Regions from separate parts of the Homo sapiens genome. Here region 2 is linked to region 1. Evidence: chromatin loops called from intact Hi-C (ENCODE). Cell type or tissue: mammary epithelial cell. All regions are shown on one strand. Links, peaks and the distances in the headings refer to the core of each region. The heading gives the core; the rest is flanking DNA. Region 1 has its middle 180 kb from the start of LINC01935. Region 2 has its middle 56 kb from the start of LINC01796.

Region 1 (10,447 bases), core at 2,411-10,410:
CTACAAGGGATGCTACTTTGGGGAAAGGCCCCCATGAATCCAAGGTGAACTTGCAAACTTCAGTGGTCACAGCCTGGAAGCAGAAAGATAAAGCATTAAACTTCACACCTGGGCACCATAGGGGTGAATTGGGGTCTACATTTGAGGAAGGTGGGGAATTGGGAATAGAGATCTTTCTAATTTCATTCAAATTACCCAGTACTTTCTATTTCTAAAGAATATTGTGAGAAAAAGCACATTTAATCGAACAAGGTTCCAACCAAGTAAAAACTGGAAAGGAATCTTAGAAGTCATTTACTTTCTAGGAAAATCAAATGTTCTTTTTACAAATTTCAATATAATGCCATTTTAATAGTTCAGCTAGATAATTTCCTTAAGAATGTTTTTTTTTGGGGGGATCCAGAGATGAGTGGACAATTTCCACTTGCCTGTGGGTAAAAAGTGGAATGAATTCCATGCCTATCTTCCCTCCTACGTCTACCCACATCCCTATTTCCTGGATACTGTTCTTGGGTTCACAGTTGGTTAATGTAAAACCAGGCTGGAATAGGATGTCTTGCAGCTAATGTTTAAACTAAAGCCAAGAGAAAGCACCTTTCTGATGCTGGTGAACTTCTACCCCATATGGGCCCAGGGAGAGCTATTGTGTACACGAATAAAGGCACCAAGGCAGGGTGGTGCAGTGGAACTTTAAGCCAATTATTCCCGCACTTGCTCTCCATTGGCTGCCTCCTCCTTCCTGGGACTCCTCAGGCTGATGCCCAACATATTCAAATCTTCCCCTAAAAGGTTTAGTCTAGGTTGCTTCTTCAGTACTGTTTGAACATTAAATATGCAAATAATCATCATTACACTTCCAACAATTACACATGTTTGCGAGCACCGTGTCAAGTGCTGGCAGCAGAGCAATCATTTGTAAAGACAAATATTCCATTCCAAGAGATGTCATGCTGCTTAGAAGATTCTTTTTTGTATTAGTAGCCACACTGCTGCTTCCTAAAGTGTGCAAATGAACGTGACAATGCTGCCAGGAGCTGCCAGGCCCTTCCCCTCCGCAGAGCAGGTGCCAATCACCCATCCCACACAGCAGAGGCCCGGCCTCACAGCCCAGGGACACTGAACATGGCGAATGTGAGGAGGCCCTCCCAGGAGGCTCCCGGGTCGGCTTCTCCCTCCTGCGGCCCCCTCCCCTGCCATCCCTCTTCTTTGAGGGGGCCTCAGGCCTTCAGAATATTTTAATTCCTGATTTCTGACTATATTATCATGTGTTTGTAACAGATGAATTGTCATTTGTAGCTCAGAGGTGATGTGAAAAACTGCCTGGAACCACAGGCCTGGTGTTGCAGCGGAGCAGGAATTCTTTCTTTTCTGTGCGTTTTTACCTCTCCTTATTATTATTTTTTCCCTTTCGCCCCTCCCTTCCCCTTGCTCCCTGCCTTTCCCCTCCTGGTGTTTCACATAGTTATGGATAATTGTCACCATTTTCTTTTATCGCATCCAAAGTGGCGGCTTAGAGGGGCCTGGACTTGAGTCAGGACTAATCTTGCCTTCTCCCAAAGTAGGAAAATCCCAAGTCTTGCAGGGCCCAATTGATAACCCTTGTGCTTCTTTTCCATGAAAGACGGATGGCTCTGGCAAGCTTGGGAGACTGCAGATAATGGGATTGACTTGGTACTTAAATCTCAGTGAACCAGGACAGCATAAGTAATTAGTGAATTGGATCCATCCTGGGGTGCTAATGATGGCTAAGTCTGCCCCCACGCCATTCTGAAAACGACAAGAGGCACATCCATCTCACGCAGATAAAAACCAAGGGGACACTGCTCACAGACACCATTTATTCCTTCTTTAGTGCACAATTTATCCTAGAAGGGAAAAAAAAAATCTAATTTTCCTCAAGTGATACCCAGAAGACCAAGTGACCAGGCTCCCACCAGAGTTCATTTTGATCACAATACTGCTCCTGTTTTTAATTAAGAAAGGCTAATTAAGAAAAACTCTACATTTATCTTCTTATCTACTTGTCAACATAGACTCTCAGACATTACCTATATTTGTTTACAATTTGGTTACTGGCTTTCTATCAGTGAGCCGGTGATGATTCTTGGTTTATATCAAGGTCGGTATATTATAAGGATTTTGATAGTGTTTTTAAGAGTTGAATAAGCACAAAGATAACTTTTAGCACAGAGGATCCTAGTTTACACGCACACACATATGTATGTAAAATACTAGTTGCATGATGTGTCTTTATGTTTTTCCTCGGTTAATTCAAGTGGAAGGCATGTGCGTAGAGTCTGGCCTTCTCGCTCATTTTTCTTTTTACCCAGAGTGATGGCACTTTATCAGGATAATTTAGATAAATGTCTTTTCATGGAGTTCACTTATCCTTCCAGCAAACATGATCGACAAAAAGCCACGAAAGACGAATGACATTGCATTTTGATCAAACGTGTGCTCTGTCAATGTAGGAGAATCTCAAGGTGGTCATGTTCCTTTTTTTTTTTTTCTTTTTTCCACCTAATTTGATCAACATTCCCAACAATGAAAACATCCACAAAATACAGTTCTGTGGAGATGACCAGGGCTTCTAAGAATGAAAAGTGAAAACCTGAAGCAAATGGATCTCAACTCACAAGTCAGCAGTAATCCAACGTGCCAGCCTGACAATTCTTATGTAGATTGATCAGAAATAAATGCGACAGACTGCGTGTCTCCTTTCCCAGCTTTGTCATGGCAAAAGGGCGCTACAGCCAAAAACAAGCTCTGCCTTTTTAGTCCATTTGAGTCCATCTCTTCTGCAGTGCTTGCTTGCCTTTCTTTGAACGTTTCATTTGGGGTCCAGCTGGAGTTATTACAGATAACAAGATAAGCCAAAATAATTGGTTAGTTAAGAAGGGTTCTTGAAACTAATTTTCCTCCCTACTCCATCTACCAATCCAATCCTTTTTTTGTTTTAACGTGAGGTTTCTTTGCATGACCCTTAAGTTTCATGATTACTGGCTTCTTAGAAGGTATGCTTGTGTCGGCACATGGAACACACACATCAGTGAGTTATCATATCAAGGACTGATTCCCCTGAGACCTTTCTTAATATTTAATATTTCAGGAGAAAGCTGATTAGGCAAGCACTCCTTTTTCCCTCCCAATCTGTAACTGATTAGGTGGTATTTAGACTTATGCAGGATGAAAGGGGACAGGCTCTCACTGAGGAGAGTGAGGAGTTTGAGGAAAGAGTGAAATTTCGTTTCTTCCTGGCATGCATGAAGTTCTGATTTGGCTTTTTCTAGATATGGACTTTCCTAAGTTTTAGTTTGCCTGAAATTTGACTTTCACTTTTAAACTGGACTAGTTCTTATCAATATTCATGATTCAAAAGTGTCCGTCTCCCTTGAGCAAAGAAAGTTCATGTTGATCATATGACTTTGCACAGAAGCAATCTCATGCGTGTGTTGAATGTGTGTGTGACAGATATTTTTGAGTATTGCTTGAAACAGTTCTTTTCACTTATCAATATGGAGTTTTATTCTTAAAATATTTTATTATCTTAATTCATTTCTACCTATGGCAAGGAATAATGTTGACTAATAAATAACTACAGTTTTTCCAACTATCGCTCCTCATATAAGTGTACGGTTTTAGAATTCAGTGTACCAGCACAATAAAATTTTAAAAATATATTTTATAGTTATTTTGAAAGAACTAGTGACTTGTTAAAAATGTCATTTTTAAATTTTAAATATAGCATTATATGCAAGAGGACTTGAGCTGAGGAAAAAAAATACATGCTTCTCTTCTGAAAAAAGTGGTACTTCTATAAGGTATTTCTGTGGATAACTAATATGTTCAAGTTATTTAAGAAAAACTTCATTAAAAAAGTTACAAGATACTGAAAGCAAATACGAACTCGTATTTGACAGCAAAACGTGTAAGATCCTTGATGTTGCCGTCCGATTACCTAGGTATGAATTGTAGCCTCGCTACTCATTAGCTGTGTCTTCTTTGGCACCTTCCATCACCTCTATGTTACTCAATTTCTTCTGCAAAATGAGAACAATAATTGTACCCATCTCATTGGGCTTTTGTAGGATTAAATCAGTATAGTCTCTAGCACATATTAAGCACACACACAAGTTGTATCTTATTAATAAAGGTAAGTTTTATTTTTTCCTGTGGATAAAAGATTTCACATTTCTACCAGACACTCTAAGGCTCCTTTTGCTAAAGAGAGAATAGCCATTTTACAGATAATATTTGTAGCATGCTGATGTTGGTGTTCCTAAAATGCATGAACCCTGTGATTAGCCTATGAGACTCCTGTAGGTCTAGAACAGGGCTGGTCAGCCCTGCATCCTCCTCAACCTTCGTGCAATGCTCTGCTCATAACGTGCCTGCATTTAATGTCTATTCAAGGAAGGATGTGCTCCACACCTAGTCCCCTTCCCCTAGAATCAGAAAATATCTAATAAATGTGACATCTACTGACATAAAATATGATTTTTTAAAAAGTCTATCATTGAAATTAAAAAATGGGGCTTCCCTTTACATAGTGCTCGTTGTGAACAAATTATCTGATTTTGTATGGTCCTAATTGTGGGTGTGTACATAAAAGAAACAAATTGAAGGTTACCTTAATACTACCTTATTATAGACACAAATTAATGGCAAAATGGAAAGCAATATTTTAGATATAAATTTTGGTTTTTAAATGTTTAATTGTTTGTTCCTTCTTTTTTTAAACTGGTAAATATGGGGCACTAAAAATGACTTCTGCCTTTCTTCATAGATTAATCTGCACAGTAATAAAAATTTTAGCATTTTGAAATTTTAAGGAGAAAATATTTAATAAGAATTTTAATGTATTTTGGCCATGATGGCTTTATTATCAAAATTCACCATTTTTCAAGTTTGATACTCATTTTGGAAGAGATTTTGACTTGCGTAATTGCAATGAAGCAATGACTATATTGCTGTTTGAACTTTCCCAGACATAAATGGAGAGTCCCTTTTCTTCATGAGAAAATTGGGTCTTTAAATGGGATCCTGGCAGGTGGAATAGCCCCTCTGAAGAGTAGGGTTACATGGGCAACTTAGATGAAATCTATGAGGTATTCTTTCTATGAAAGAGACCAAGAGAATGGGGGGGGAGAGAAAATGTGACTGAATGATTAAATGAACTTCAGAAGCATTTTCATCTGGGAGACAAAGTGTGAAAGGAGGAATAATAAATGACTCTCTGCCTTTCTAGAAAACGGTTGGTATCCATTGTCTATTCTGGAAGCCATCTGATAGCCCATGCCATCCACCAATGGGTATAGAAAAGTTTACATAAAAGAAAAGGGGTCAACTCAGTAGAGAGAAGAGGCTTAGCCAAAACAAACTGAAATGCTTCATTTCACTAAGGTTTGATTAATACGATATTAGACACCTAAGACCGCTGAGACAAGAGCTAACTAGCCTTTAGCAAACTGCGCTGTGAATCATACTTCACACATCAAGATGTGAGGTAATGAGATTCTCAAAAAGTACTACATTTAGAAACAACCCCTTAAACTCGAACACACAATTCCCAACTCCTGCCAGTTCCTGGCACACTTCCATGGGTGAAGTTGGAAAGGAAGCTCTGTGCTGTTTTTTTTAGGGGTGGTTTTTGTTTGTTTGTTCCTGACCACTGATAGCATGAGCTAGCAGCTGGTGTGAGAATAAAGGAAAATATGTGTGTATTGGCAGCAGACAATTTATAACATGGCGTGATTATTCTCTCAGAGTCTTAAACATCAGAGCTTATGGCTTAAAAAATAATAATTCTAATTCACAAGGACAACTTTACAACTGCACACTGAAGGATTTTTGCTGCTGTTGTGTGATGTAGGATTTTTTAAAATCTAAGGGGATGGACCCTTAAAGATTAGTGTGAATTTGTGACCAACATGGTTCGTAATTGATCAATCTTGAACATTTAAAATTTTCCTTAAGGATTTTTCAGCCATCACAGGCCATTTTTAGCCAGGGAGTCAGCTCTGTGTAAACCTACATCTCCACCTAGTGGTGGCAGGGAACAGCTAATTACTTTCTACTACAAGGAAACTGAGATTTAGTCACCCTTGGCAGGCAGCATGAAAGTCCTTGGTCGCTGTGCAGTTGAAGTACAATATTTAAAGATAACATTTTAATCTCAGAATATTCTTAAATCCTTTCCATTGCCCTCCATATTTTCCTTCTCCTCAATCCTGAAAGCTGACATTATTAGATTGCAAAATAGCTGAAAAATATTCCTCCCACTCTATTTTTCATTCTTGCACTGTGCTCAAAGACTTTGACCAAAAACTCATTTGGGTAGCAACGGATCATCTTTGAGGATCCCCCCACCCCGCTCTGCTTCTTATCCTTTGCCAGCTCACTTTTGGCAGGTGTCTCCACAGCAAGGAAGACCAAACAGAAGTTTCCGTATAGAGGTCTCAAGGCTCATTTTCAGTCAGCTAGAAAAACTACTTATAATGCTCCTGCAACCCGCAGGTTAATGAAGGGGCCACCTCTGCGCTCCACATCCCAGGTCGTCCCAAACAGAGAAGGCACATCAAGACTCATTCTCACGCAGCAGAGATTCTTAGCTCTTGGCACCCGGCTTTCCCATTAAGCCCTGACCCCTGTGCTAAAAAACAACCAGTTAAACCACACTAATATATCTAAGGCTTATATGATTTGAATAATCAATAAACAATTAAGACTGTTTTGCTCCTTTAATACCAAAAGGACATTTGAATTCGGTCACAGCTAAAAGGAAATAGTTTGTTTTGCTTTTAATTTGATTTGCAAGATTACAGAGCATCTGCTCCTCAGAGATGTCATTTCAGCCAATTATATAGATTGTCTTCTAGTCGCTTTCTCGCCACTGGATTCCGCATTGGTATCATACACACCAGTGAAATGGAGGAGCCAGGCTTTTTGGCTGGAATATGTCTGGAAAAATTAAAGCTAACTAAAAGAGTCATTGCTTGCTAATCCCTGTAATTAAGCACTACTTGTAGGAGGGTACATTACACTGATTGAGGCTGTTGCCACTGTATTGGTCCTAAAAATGTTTAATAACCCTACCCTGTAATGTTGAATTTTTCACACCGGTTAATTAACAGGCACTAACTTATATAGAAGGCAGAAAAAAAGTATAAATTGTCAGTTTGCTTCTACTCTAGCCTATCTTTTCTCTAAACCTAGTGTTCTGGAATGTGGTTGCTTAAATTGCAGGAAAGCTCCATATGTTAAAAAGTGGAGAAAGAAAGGTTAGAACAAGGGGATTCTTAGAGCATTTTAAATTTTCTCCATGTTTAGGGCAAAAGGTACACAATTCTTTAGCTCAGACGTTTAAATTCATCTGCTGTCATCATCTGCGTTGCCATTAGCACAGATCAATAGCACAGTGACTTTTTCTTATAACTCTCCACTTGTTTCTCAAAATACTGCACTGACCGTAGGTAGGAGAAACTTTGCTTGGTTTGACTGTTAACGAATTCTCAATATGATGTTCTTTAAGTAAAAGAGAACTGTAGTTTACCATCTTTTGGCCTGATTTTTATAAAATTACTTTGAAATAATCAACACAACCTCACTCCTTGAGCATCCTTTGACTTTTCCCAGGCTCAGACATCAGTGATAGTGACCTGAACAGGAAGCATTCCAACTGAGGACATTTCAACCTTCCACAAAAGGACCAGTTCAGAATGAAGCACCAAAGAATCAGACAGATTCTCAAGACTCTGTCACACTGAAAGAGATTGGTTTTAGGTAGAGTGGGCAAGAAAAATTCTTTTGTGTGTATGGGGGCTACAGCTGACCATAGGCTTCTTGGAGTCCAGTGGATGCTCTGAAGCACAGACAAGGCACAAAAGTCAGTCTCTCCTAGTTAAGCCTGTGAATTTGATGCCCTCCACTGAATGAGCCAGGATGATCTAGTGAAGTGGGACCATAGCAGAGTTTCCACTAGGGCTTACAGTAGAACATACACACGTACACACATACACACACCCAGGCACATACACATGCACACTGCCTTTTCAGTTCATCAGCCTAACTAACATTCAATGACTCCCTAAGTTAACCCAGTTGTATTTTAAAATCGTTAAGTAAGAGTTGTAAACGTCACTCCACGGGTAATTTATGAGCTTGGATGTGTGGGGTTGCTTTTGGTGTCTTACGACCACCTGCCTCTCTCCCCACACCTACTGATCTAAGGGGAGAGGATGTGAAAGTTTCCCTGCTATCAAATCAACCCATCTGCCAACACTGTTATTAGCAAGGAACATATGTGGGGCATTGCTAATAAGTTTTTAAACTCCAGATTAGGTCCATGGTAAAAAGTATTTCCGGTTTATTAATAGCTGACTATTCTGGCCCCTGAGATAATAGTTACACTGCCTCTTCTGCTGTCACAAGGTGTCACTGTTAGGCAGGGACCTAGTAGAGCCTGGTGGGTACTTGTGCATTGTGGGGTAGATGCCTGCCATGGCCCACATCCCCGCCGGTTCTGTGGCAATGGCTTATGCTGGGATCCAAGGGCAGAATTCTGTTGGTACCCACTGGATGCTCAGCTCCCCCAAGCCCAAGGCTATCATGAGTCAAGAGCAAAAGGGCTTCCAAGCTCAGGGCCCCCACTGAGGAGGTCTTGGGTTCATGTTATCAGCACTGAACTTTCTCTAAACATTTCAGGGAACATAAATTTCCCACTTTGAACTACACTTACCAGGGGGATGGATCCCTTCTCTGCAGAACCCCCATATATCAAGGGCTCTTACAAAAAGTTCAGGCTTCAGTGAGCCAAAAAGCTTCTACCTTCCCCTAAGGCAGGGAATCCAATCTTCTTCATTTATAGAACAAAGAAGAGATTATTCCCCTATACAAAAAAGAAAATCCGCTCCCTGACTGGCATGAGTTTTTAAAATTCTATACCTTCTACTTTCTGTGTCAAGTATTGTGAACCTATGGTGAAATGCTCCAGTTCTTTTTTTTTTAGACGGAGTCTTGCTCTGCTGCCCAGGCTGGAGTGCAGTGACACAATTTCAGCTCACTGCAAGCTCCACCTCCCGGGTTCATGTCTTCCTCCTGCCTCAGCCTCCCGACTAGCTGGGACTATAGGTGCCTGCTACCACGCCCGGCTAATTTTTTTGTATTTTTTTGGAGAGACGGGGTTTCAACGTGTTAGCAAGGATGATCTCGATCTCCTGACCTCATGATCCGCCCACCTCGGCCTCCCAAAGTGCTGGGATTATAGCACACCTGGCCAAATGCTCCACTTCATTAATATAGATTATATTCTTCTCTGTGAATAGTAACTGAAACTTCATTCTCTGACTCCTAAGCAATAGCTTGGTGAAACTTATTTTGTAATGAACATAAGACCCAAACAGCAAGGCTCAGCCTGTCACATCACCCAAAAGCTGGCCTTCAGCAGGAGCTAGGTGGCTTCCCTGTTCCAGCAGTGGAAAGTTCTAGTCTAGAAAGGAGCTGCCAGCTATGGAAGTCCAAAACTGGGGGAGAGGGATTCCAACAAAACCCTACACCAAGGAGAAAGCCCTATGTGGATGGAAGGACCCACCACACACTTGATAGGTATTTTCCCCTATCATTTGCTTCATTTTTTTTTTTGAGATGGAGTCTTGCTCTGTTGCCCAGGCTGGAGTGCAGTGGCATGATCTTGGCTCACTGTAACATCCGCCCCCCGGGTTCAAGCAACTCTCCTGCCTCAGCTTCCCAAATAGCTGAGATTATAGGCACTCGGCATCATGCCTGGCTAATTTTTGTATTTTTAATAGAGACAGGGTTTTCCATGTTGGCCAGGCTGGTCTCGAACTCCTGACCTCAAGTGATCCACCCGCTTCGGTGCTTTGCTTTTATTTGTTTGTTATGTTGCTCCTTTTTTGTGTGTAAGGAAATTTAGTACCTCAATGAAGGAATATAAAATGGAAACCAAAAGAATTCAGTAACTTACTGACAACTTTCAAAATACAAAAATAACTCCAGAAGTGCAACAGGGTTCCCACATCACAGCAAGAAACCCAAACCGGAAGCTCCACAAAATATAACACAAGAAAAAATTAAGGAATTTGTGGAAATCAAAGGGAAGAGACTGAATCTATTTCCAGTGCTAAGGCATTCCAGGGAGCAGGCAACACACTGCACACACACACACACACACACACACACACACACACAAACCTATCAAAAGTATACAAAAAACTGTCCACTTCATAAAGTCAGAGATTTGCTCCTGAGCATGGCAGGGCGGGAGGTGGGTAGCCTAGGGTTTTCTGATGTCAAATGTCTTTCTTGTGAGGATAGGCTCTAAACAGAGTGAATTTTCCATTTGCTATACATGAAGCTACTAGAGCTCCGTGGAGTGGTTTAGAAAAATTAAACTGGATAGTCACTTTTTTCTCTTCATTCTCTAAGTAGT
Region 2 (10,447 bases), core at 988-8,987, 320 kb after region 1:
CTCTTTAAAGTAGGATTACTAGAAGTACCTGCCTCATGCTGTTGCTGTGAGGGTTAAGTGAGAAAATCCATTAAATGTGTGCAACACTGCCCAGGCCTCATTCGGCTCATGTGCCCTGGTACACTAATAGTTCTGCACTAGTGCTGGTATGCTGCTAGCTCCCAGTGACCTGGGCCATTTGCTGGAAGGGGAGAACAGAAACAATAATGGAAAGTAGCCCTCTGGTCTTCCTAGAGGCAGTCTTCGAAGAGCACATTCAAAGCCTCATTTCCTTGCTCCCAGTACATGGGCTTTCTTTGCACCCGTGGCTCCAGCCATTGCGGATTTTCTCCTGGAGAAGGAAGCACTGCTTTCCACCAGGTGAGCAGAGCAGCTGTGGCCAGGAGTAATCCAGGAGTCTCAGAAAAAGAGAAACAAGGACACTCACAACAGCAACGTGAAGAATGGAATGGTTAGGCCAGACATCCCTCTAACCTCAGTGACTGGACAGTGAGCCAGTGCAGGAGGGGTGGGGAAGCCCTACTTCCTATTGCCTCCTGACCCTCCAGCCACCTTTGGCCCTGCAAGACCAGCAAAGAGATCCTCAGCCTGAGATGTCAGCAGAGGGCAAAACAGGCCCAGGCAGAAGACAGCCAGTCAAGAGGAAGAAAACACATTTGGCCCAAGGCACTGGCCCTGCTCCAGCCTGGATTGACCATCCCACCTCCCATTCAGGAGGGACTGCCAAGCAAATCAGTCCTCCCGCCTGGATGCAATTAGCTATCGACAGGCTCTGGGAATCTGCGGGCAAATGTGCCCATATTGCAACCTTAGTTCTTTTCCAAAGCCAAAAATTTTTTTAAAAACCTTCTGCAGGGGCAGAAATATCTGAGACAAGGTGGCCTCTGCTGAACACCAGGTCACCACGGAGGTTCCTGGTCATAAACTGCTATCCATTAATCACCCTGACAGGGGTAATTACAAAGCAGACATTCTACAAAGGGAATGTTGCATTTCCATGCTACATGGGAACTGACAAGGGAATGGGTAATTGGAAACATTTTTGGAAAAACAAATACTATAATCCCAAATTGCCTTTAATTAGAAATATAAGCAGGTATGCATTTCATCCATTCATTCAATCAATATTTATAAGGCATGGTATAGTAGGAGAGAAACTTTTAAACAATAAGGATTTGGAAAGAAGAGTAGTACAGAAACATTTAGGCATAAAGCATTTACAAGAAAAACATTAAAACACAAATGTAAGCCTTGGTCTGTGCTTCCAAGTGTCTTGCAACTAAATGGGAAAACGAGTTATATACAAGTGTAGAGGTAAAGGTCAATATAAGCCCACTGTAATGCAGGTCCAGTGACTGGTCCATCCCAGCAGTGGCATAAGGGCTTGAAGGAGTGAGATGTCATTGATGGCTGAAGACGTTTCACGCAGAGGCTGGGACAATAAGGACTTTGAGAGGCTTGAGTAACAGAGAGAAGAAATTCCATCTAGAAAAGAGTGAAATTTATTAGAAGAGTCACCTGGTTTTAGAGAAGAAATTATGACCGAGAATTATGGAGAATAACATGGATTAGGTAGATTGGAACTGTGTCATGAGCAGATGAAATCCCCAACAATGTGTCAGATTATGCTCTGTCATTTGCTAGTAAGAGGGACTGACTCTAAGTGACTTGAATAAAAAGGGAGAAAAAGAGACAACTTACTGGAGGTGTCATGGTATCTCCTGACATGGCGGATCTCAGCAGCCAAGGCTCAGGACGCACAAACCCTGGCACACATCGGGGAGCCATGGCAACAGGAGACCTTAGCACGGCCTGCTGTTCATGTTCATGTGACTACCTGTCCATGACATCTGATCTCAGGATCTCTCCATTTTCTGTAAAGAGTATCTGTTTGTATACATTGTATCAAAAGCCCACCCTCTTTGTCAACAGCTATGGCCAAGGGGAGGTGTCAGTGGCCCCTCCATGTATGTCATCAGCATCCCTGGAAGGGGCAATGGCTGTGATCCAGGCAACCACCCAAAGGGAGGGTGGTCCGTTGTTGGTTGTTGGGTCTACAATGGGCCAGGCACTTGGCTCTATGATGAGCAAGGTGCACACTGTCCCTTCCTTCATGGCACCGAGAATGGAGTGACATCATCTCATTCCGAAGTTAAGTCCATCCTCCAGGAAGTGGGAAATCGCAAAGATATGCAGCAAGGAAGGAACAAAATTAAAAGGTGGCTTTAAGAGGAGCTTTCTGTCAGTGGCATGCCCTTTGGTTTGGAAGGTCAATCTAACTTGAGGTCAGAGATGTATGTGACAGGGATTCCCAACGAAATTCAAGTGTATGGTAGTGCCATGCCATTCTGGGCCCCCCTACAATTCTGACCCTGTGGATCTAGGTGGAGCCCTGGAATTGGGATCCGGGGAAAGCTCCCCAGAAGCCAATGAGGTAGGAAACTGAACTAGTAATCCTGATAAGCAGCTGTGTGAGGGCAGCAGGTAGACACAGAAGATAGTGCAACATTGGAAACGGCACTGCAAGTTCAAGGATCTGTTTAGATACGGAAGATAGTGATGAAGGAGAAATTGAGGTGATCCCAGCAATTCAAGGTTCAGGAAAAGGGGACAGCACCATCAATCGGAATAAATAATGCAGAGAGGGAGGTAGGAGCATACAGATAATAATTCTGCATTTGAGTTCTAGCAGGACATCTGAGCAGAGATGGCGAGTAGTCATTGCAGGGGGGAGCAGGGGAGGGGAGTACAAGACTTAGCCCAAAGGAGACAAGTGAATTATCCTCCTAGAGGTTATACTTTATATATGGGTAATACTATATAAACAGAATGTATTCAAAATGATATTAAAATATTAGAACGATAATGAAATCTAAACAGTATTTCAGTGATGCATCTGGATTCAGATGTAACTAACCATGCTAGATACTTTCCTGAATACATTTCATTTAACCTTCGCAATTACCCTGTCATGGAATGGAGTCTCAGAGCTCTAAATTATGTAAATTGTCCAAAGTAACATACACATAGCGAGATGGAAGCAAGAATCTGAATCCGGATTTTCAGATTCTGCATTCTTTCCATGCCATCAAGTTACCTCCCACAATGAAAAAACAAACGAACAAAACTACCTGTCCAAACAGTCAGAAAATAGGACAAAAATTGATATAGCTATTGCCACCTTGAAATGGAGCTATCTATCCCTTTAACGTCCATATGGATAATTGTTCTGCTTTAGCTCCCATTTTAAAACTTGGAAGATCTGGTGAACTTAGTTCAAAGACAACAGACACCGCATGCTCACAGCATTGGACTCAGTGGTGGAGGGAGTTTTTAAAGCTGCTGCGTGTCATTGCTGCGGAGCCTGTCTGCAGTTTTGGTTCAAGAACCTTTACTGGGGCTCGGCTTGCCAAAGCACAGTTCTTCTCTTCTCCCGGTTTTAATGACTCCACAGTGACACCTGCTGGGAAGAAGGAACTGCTCAGGCCCGGGTCCTCTGCAGGATACTCACAGGGCCATGCTGAGGGGTTTGCAGGGCCATAGAGCTTTGGCTGTCCCCTGTGCTTCTGCAGGGGACGCTTCTGCACGGTTGGTGTATCACATGGAGACTGGAGCTCTGCCACACGATTAATACCCAGACCCTGGTGCCCCTCGGAGTTGGGCCGGAGTCCCAGCCTGGCCCCAGATCAGTAGAGCTCCGTGGGACTGTCACGTGCAGAGGACACAGACATCGCCTCAGTTGCCCTCTTTCCACTCCAGCTCCCCGATCCGCCTCCGCCTGCAGCTGTTAGTTCCTCCACCACAGGCCACTCTTGATGCCACTATTTGTTTCCCCATGGATCTCTGTGATCCTGCACTTAGGAACAAAGTAACACTGAAAAAAAAAGTCCCCTGGCATCACTGAGAAGAAGACGACTTCCGCAGAAAGTGCCAAAATGTTTTAGAAATAAACGGCAGACAACAGAGTCGTTGCATATTTCACTAGGCAGGATAGTAATTTATGTAATGTATTTTTAACTGTGAGAAGTGATGGGGAAACCACTTAAATATAATGTGAATTGAAGATTTGTCAGTTATGTAGTTCATGCAGTGGCAGATCTAGAAAATGTTATAAAAATTGAAGGATTACCAACAGAGAATGCCTAAAATCAGAACTCTTATTCGAGTTCTAACTCCCCCTATCTCAGGGAATTCTATGCTTTCTGGGAATATTTTGCTTTCTGTGAAAGGAGCTGGAGTTATACATTGTCTGTCAAATGTTCTTTTTTAATCGGCCTTCCTCATTTTTGTTTTAATTCCTTGGCTCTTTATTGCGTCCTCTATATGAGCCTGATGCTAACTCACGCTACCTCACCCCCTATGCCTCAGGATCACTTACCTGACCCACTAACGCCGGTGTTTACATTGGTTCCTGCCCCGTTTTAGGTGGAGGGGCCCTTCGGAGAACAATGGTGCATTCACCAAGTCTAGATTCCTCTGTAGAAGAGTTATATGCGAAGACGGAGTCTACTTTTTTCCTGGAATATGTGCTGCAGGTACCCAGGTTACAACAATCAGGAAAATGCAGCATCCACAATATATGGCGATTTCGCACTTAGGCACACACCTTTTCCCAGAGTTAAGCAAGTCAATAACTCTCTATCTCATATTCCCTTTTGCCCCTCCACCTCCCACTCCCTCATCCCTCCCCAAGGCCTCCACCCTTCGAGATGTGCTCAAAAGCCTTTTGGAAAGTTCCTGGGTTTTCAATGGAAAGATTTCTTTATAGATGAAATGCGCCCTCTAGTGGCAGATGTAAAAGTTGCAGCCTCTATTTTTAGGATTTGGGGGATGTTGGTTTCTTCTCCCCGTGAGGCACTCAGAGCTACTTCTCACTAAGAACAGATGCAAATCCCATGCTTTGTTGCTGCTTTTTCTCAAAACAATTCTACACTCCCAAAGTTTGCAGCATCCCTGAGAATATGTCTTTTGCCTATTATAACCTTATGACTCATTCTCCTGTATTGGCTGCCAGAAAATCAATCAGGGATCCTCTAACCTTCTGTGCTTCCCTTGTAGAATTGCTGGGCTTCTGACTTCAGAAGTCGCACGCTGAGAGTGATAGCACCACCTTGGCAATTCATCAGGTGGATAACAAACACGTATTTCTGCACTCTTCTCACAGAGGACTAGTTTCACAGTGTGGCTAGCAACTAGAGCTACATTGCATTTGAGTTTTGTGGTATTTCAATTTTTACCTAAAAAGTCATGTTGGTCATATGTAATACCTACACTCTTGTTTTTATGCTCCAAACAAAAAAGACCAATTTTGAAAATTTAGGATAGGTGCTGGGATCTAAAGTTTAGATCTTTAAAATCTACTCTTTTAGCACCTTGATTTAATAATTCCACTATATAGACAGGAATTATTTTTGTGTGTATATATTATATATATATATATATATATATAGCAAAACATCACAATGTACTCCATAAATATATATAATTATTATTTGTCAATTAAAACTAAATGGTTTAGACCTTCACAATAGGTATGATGTGAAGCCACTAAAAGCAAAGAAATCGGAAATCAGCGCTAATCCAGATGTGCAAATTGCTCTATCTCCTTCTTTTCCAAGCATTTCAGTCCATTGAGGAAGTCCAAGTAGCCACTTAGACAGCTTTGATGTGATCTGTGGGATCCTCATCAGTCAGAAAAAAATGGCAGGTATTTAGTACCCACTGTTTATGCCATGTGAAACAAACATAATTACAAAGGCAAAAAGAAGAATCCTGGTCACCTAGTGCTCATGCAGAAGGCAGCAAGACAAACAAATAAAAATCAATTGAGAACCTCTTTATCAGAAACAAACACACAAGCACAATTACTACTAGTGTCTTGATGCTATATGGGGTATTACTAATCATGAATGCATGGTATTCACTCAGATGAAATACAGGACTCTGTACAACCTTGGCGAAGATGGCAGTTTTTTAACCATCCTTGACTTCTCTCTCATTCCTTTATTTTTCACAGCGACAGTGTATCTCAAATTCATTCTCTTGCCATCCTTCCTCTGCCAATGGCTTGGTTGAGGTCTCATGGTCTCTCTGCCTAAACATCTGTGAGACTTTATGGACTCAAACCTTCTACATTCATTTCACCACAGGCCATTCCACCAATTACCCCACAGAACCCCAGAACACACGTCTGAACTGATTTCTACTTTTAAAATGGTCGTCCAGCCCCTGTTGTCCACTTCAACATTTGCCCCAAGTGTTTTCAGGATTTTGATTCTTCAGGTTGTTACTACTGACAAATGAAAGGGGCACCCCATTAGGAAAATAGCCAATGCACACTGCGAATTACCAAGAGGCAGAGAGGACAGATGGAGGCAGTGCCTAGGTCCTTCCATCCTGGAGCCCTCTGAAGAGCCTTCCCTGACCACCTGCAGCTGAATTTTCAGCCCTTCCCCCTCTTCACATCGGTACCATTTTATGCATGCATTCTATACACATGACATTGCATTACACTCATTTAGTTATGTGCTACACACATTGTGAAAATAGGAGCCCTTAAGAGGAGGAACAATATGTAGCCATCTCAGTAGTCCACTGCACCAAGCAGTGAAGCTAGGGAAACCAAAATCACAACTTCTAGAATCAACTAAGTTAGACCTTAAGTTAACAACATAGCTATCCCTCAAAAGTAATAATGGAGCTTCACAGTTTCCTGTTTTGAAATTGAAGACTTACAAAACCTACTTCCGTGCAGCATTAGAGAATTAGGTTTATCAAGAAAAAGGGAATAAGACTTCATGAATTTATAAACAATCATCCACTGATGCTGGGGCAGGGCCAGCTTCCGGGGTAGGGTTACCTTGGGCAGTCACACAGGGCCTGGCGCTGAGAAGGGCCCTGCACTTTGTTTAGTGCTTTGCTGCCGCCGTCTTGAAATTCTCAGTAATTTTTCAACAAGGGGCCCTGTGTTTACATTTTGCCCTAAGCCCCATGAATGACGTAGCTAGCCCTAAGGGTGAGGAACCCTCAGAAGCCACTTCTGCCTCCTTAAACAGGTAACTTCCCTGGAAGTCTCCTGCCCAGAGCAGAGAGAGAACAAAACCAGCCTGCGTGGTTGGGTCTGGGGAAAGCAGGAGAGTGCAGCTAGACCCAAGGCCACTTGAGGTACTCAGGGCCCATCAGCCCCATTCTGCTCTACGTGGTCAATGTGAAATGAACCAAGTGATCCTGCAGCAGCTCCTCTTGCTCTTCTGCTCTGGTATCCACCATTACTTTATTAACCACATTTCACGCAGGAACCTTGGCACTATCAAGGTGACACCACAACAGCCCCCAGACCCCCTGAACCCCCCGAACCCCCCACAGCACTGACACACACTAAGATCCTACAGGGCCCACGCTGGCCTATTCCCTCAACTCTGCCATCAGTTTCAAGAGTTCCCATATTGAATTTTCTAACAGAATCTCCACCCTATTAACAACAGCAAATCATTCTTCAATGTATCGGTAGAATCTAGTCAATGCTTTGCTGTTCATGCTTTTCTTCTCTCTAGTTTAAGTTAAAAACAAATAACGTTTTTCTTATTTATCTTAATGAACAACTTTATAATTCTTGACTTTTTAGGGATTACAGCCCCCTAAATTGGAAAAACAAAAAAAAACCCACAAACTTCACCTTCTTATGTCTAACATTTGTTTTTCAAATAGAATTGGGTTGGAACTAATGTTCTAAGAATTAACTATGACATATGAAGAAATTAGAAACACCACAGGGTATCAGAGAACTGGGAGTGGAAACTACCTAAGAAAACAATTAAGGTTGGAGGGAGGTACCATAATAACACAGACCTCTCATCTGCAGCTGGTGTTCAGGCACAGGGCAGGCAACATATTTCAACTGATTGTGAGGCAATGCTAAGTTTTATGTGTTGCACTCAAGAGAGGTCCTGTCTCCAATCAGAGCATTAAATGCATTCAGAAATAAGCACTGGATTGGAGAAGCTTGGAATAGCCATCAGGATTCCCAGTATAAGGCCAAGGACTGAACGCTTTCTATTAATGGCCAACCCTGCCATGACTGAAGGCTGAGAAGTTGTCTGTGGGGCAGCACAGCTGACAGAGGCCGAGTTCTCTTCCTGTGTCCTGCTCTGTGTGGCACTCTGAGTGAGTCCTTTAACAGATCTAGAATCAAGGCCCTCCTTCATAAAAGCAGGGAGTGGACAAGCAAACCAGCACTGAGAACGCCTCTGAACACTTGGCTTTGTGCTTTTTGTTCATGGAATCTTGGGCAAGTTATGCAGCCTCTTTAAACTTGCCTTTACTAATCTGGAAAATGGGAAGACAAAAGCATAGCACTCACCTCATAGCATTCTTATAAGGATTCAATGAGATCATTGTTTAAAGTGCTTAGTCCAGTATCTGGCACTTAAAACACTTCAGCAAAATGAGATACCATTATATACGTATTACAATGGTCAAAATCCAAAAAACAAACAGCATTAAATGCCAGTGAGGATGTGGAACAACAGGCATTCTCATTCATTGCTGGTGGGAATGCAACATTGTGCAGCTACTTTCGAAGATAATTTGGAGGTTTCTTCTAAACCTAAACATATTCTTATCATATGATCCAGCAATTATAATCTTTGTATTTACCCAAATAAGTTAAAATTTGTGTCCCCACAAAAATCTGCACATGGATGTCTATTGCAGCTGTATTCATAATTGCCGAAACTTAGAAACAGCCAAGATATCCTTCACGGGGCAAAGAGAACTGTGGTACCTCCAAACAATGGAATATTATTCAGTGCTAAAAAGACATGAGCTATCAAGCCATGACAAGAAATGGAGGAACCTTCAATGCATATTACCAAGTGAAATAACCCAATCTGAATGGACTACATACTGTATGATTCCAACTATAGAACATTCTGTCCTTGAGAAACCAAACACCGCATGTTCTCACTCATAGGTGGGAACTGAACAATGAGAACACATGGACACAGGAAGGGGAACATCACACACCGGGGCCTGTTGTGGGGTCGGGGGAGGGGGGAGGGATAGCATTAGGAGATATACCTAATGTAAATGACGAGTTAATGGGTGCAGCACACTAATATGGCACATGTATACATATGTAAGAAACCTGCATGTTGTGCACATGTACCCTAAAACTTAAAGTATAAAAAAATAAAATAAATTAAATAAATTTAAAAAAAGAAAATTCTGAAAGGCACAAAGCTATAAAAATGGTGAAAAGATCCGTGGTTTTCAGGGGTTGGGTGGAATAAACAGATGGAACACAGAGGATTTTTAGGGCAGTGAAACAATTCCGTTTGTACTATAATGGTGGATACATTTGTCCAAACCCAACACCAAGACTGTACAGCACCAAGAGTAAACCCTCAGTAAACTATGGACCTTGGGTGGTTATGATGTGTTATGAAGGCTCATAAATTGTAAGAAATGCACCATTGTGGTGGAGGATGATGGTAACAGAGGAGGCTGTGCCTGCGTGTGGGCAGGGAGCACATGAGAAATTTCTATACCTTCTACTCAATATTGCTGTGAACCTAAAACTACTGTAAAAAATGTCAATTTTAAAAATCGAGTCACGATTATTATTATCTAAAAACCCTTCTACCTTTGGATTCCAATGTTACATGTAGCCAAAATATATTTGTTGAATGAAGTTACCATTTGCCAAGCATTTGTATTATCCTGGCCTCCGGTGGTGAATTTGCAGAGATGTCATAATTCTTCCTGCTGCATTTAGCATTTCTACAGCACTTCTCCCTGATCTTGGGTTTTCTGTGAGCTGTTACAATCACTGAGCCTTTCCCATCCCCGCCCCCCACAATTGCTTTGTGTGCAGCTGATTACTATTATTATCCTTAATTTCCAAAGGAGGAAACAGGCACAATAAGTCCTCATCTAGGAGGTGTTATTTGGGCATAAATAACACCTCAGGTGAAACGGGTGAGGCCCAATTTGCATCCTGGCATTAAATTAGAAATAGACCCCAGGAATATTTTATTCCTAAGGTAACAACCGGCAAGTGGAAAACCCAGAGTGATTAACGAAGGATGCTTGGCTTTTGTAACAGCTTGGTAATAAATCGAGAGTTCAAGTCACCTGCTTATATGCTGGACTGCTCTGGACCTGCAGGAGCCCTGAGCCTGTTTTCCTGGTGTGAAATATGTGGTGAGCCTGACCAGCAGACTAAGTATTCAGAGACCCTGGATCTACAACCCACTCTGCACTGTCACAGCCATATGACCTTGGCAAGTCCTTGAACATTGTTAAGCATCAGTTTTGTTTTGTTTTTCTATTTGTAGCAATAACACTCTCATGGATATGCACACCTCCCAAGGCTCACCTATATCTGTTGAAATGAGACGGTGCATCTGAAAGTGGGTTGGAGACCATGGGGCACTGGCAGACGTTT

What was found. A loop is a pair of places that touch in the nucleus more often than their neighbours do. Peaks named below come from ENCODE experiments on the same cell type or tissue, not always from the same donor. Only the 100,000 strongest peaks of a DNase experiment are listed, where the experiment ranks them.
Region 2: it touches region 1 in a loop (12-fold over the local background); 10 of 110 quality-filtered maps call a loop at or near these places.

What each region holds. Positions count from the first base shown.
Region 1 is chr2:103,157,224-103,167,670 of GRCh38, reverse strand. No RefSeq gene overlaps it. Among named protein-coding and RNA genes, the nearest start is that of LINC01935, 180 kb to the right of the region's middle. In mammary epithelial cell, for the core only: a CTCF peak has its summit at 6,046 (motif pointing left); no DNase peak of the experiment used is centred there.
Region 2 is chr2:102,834,450-102,844,896 of GRCh38, reverse strand. It overlaps a transcript of TMEM182 not described here. Among named protein-coding and RNA genes, the nearest start is that of LINC01796, 56 kb to the left of the region's middle. RefSeq lists an enhancer at 3,557-3,606. In mammary epithelial cell, for the core only: CTCF peaks have their summits at 3,471 (motif pointing left) and 4,797 (motif pointing left); no DNase peak of the experiment used is centred there.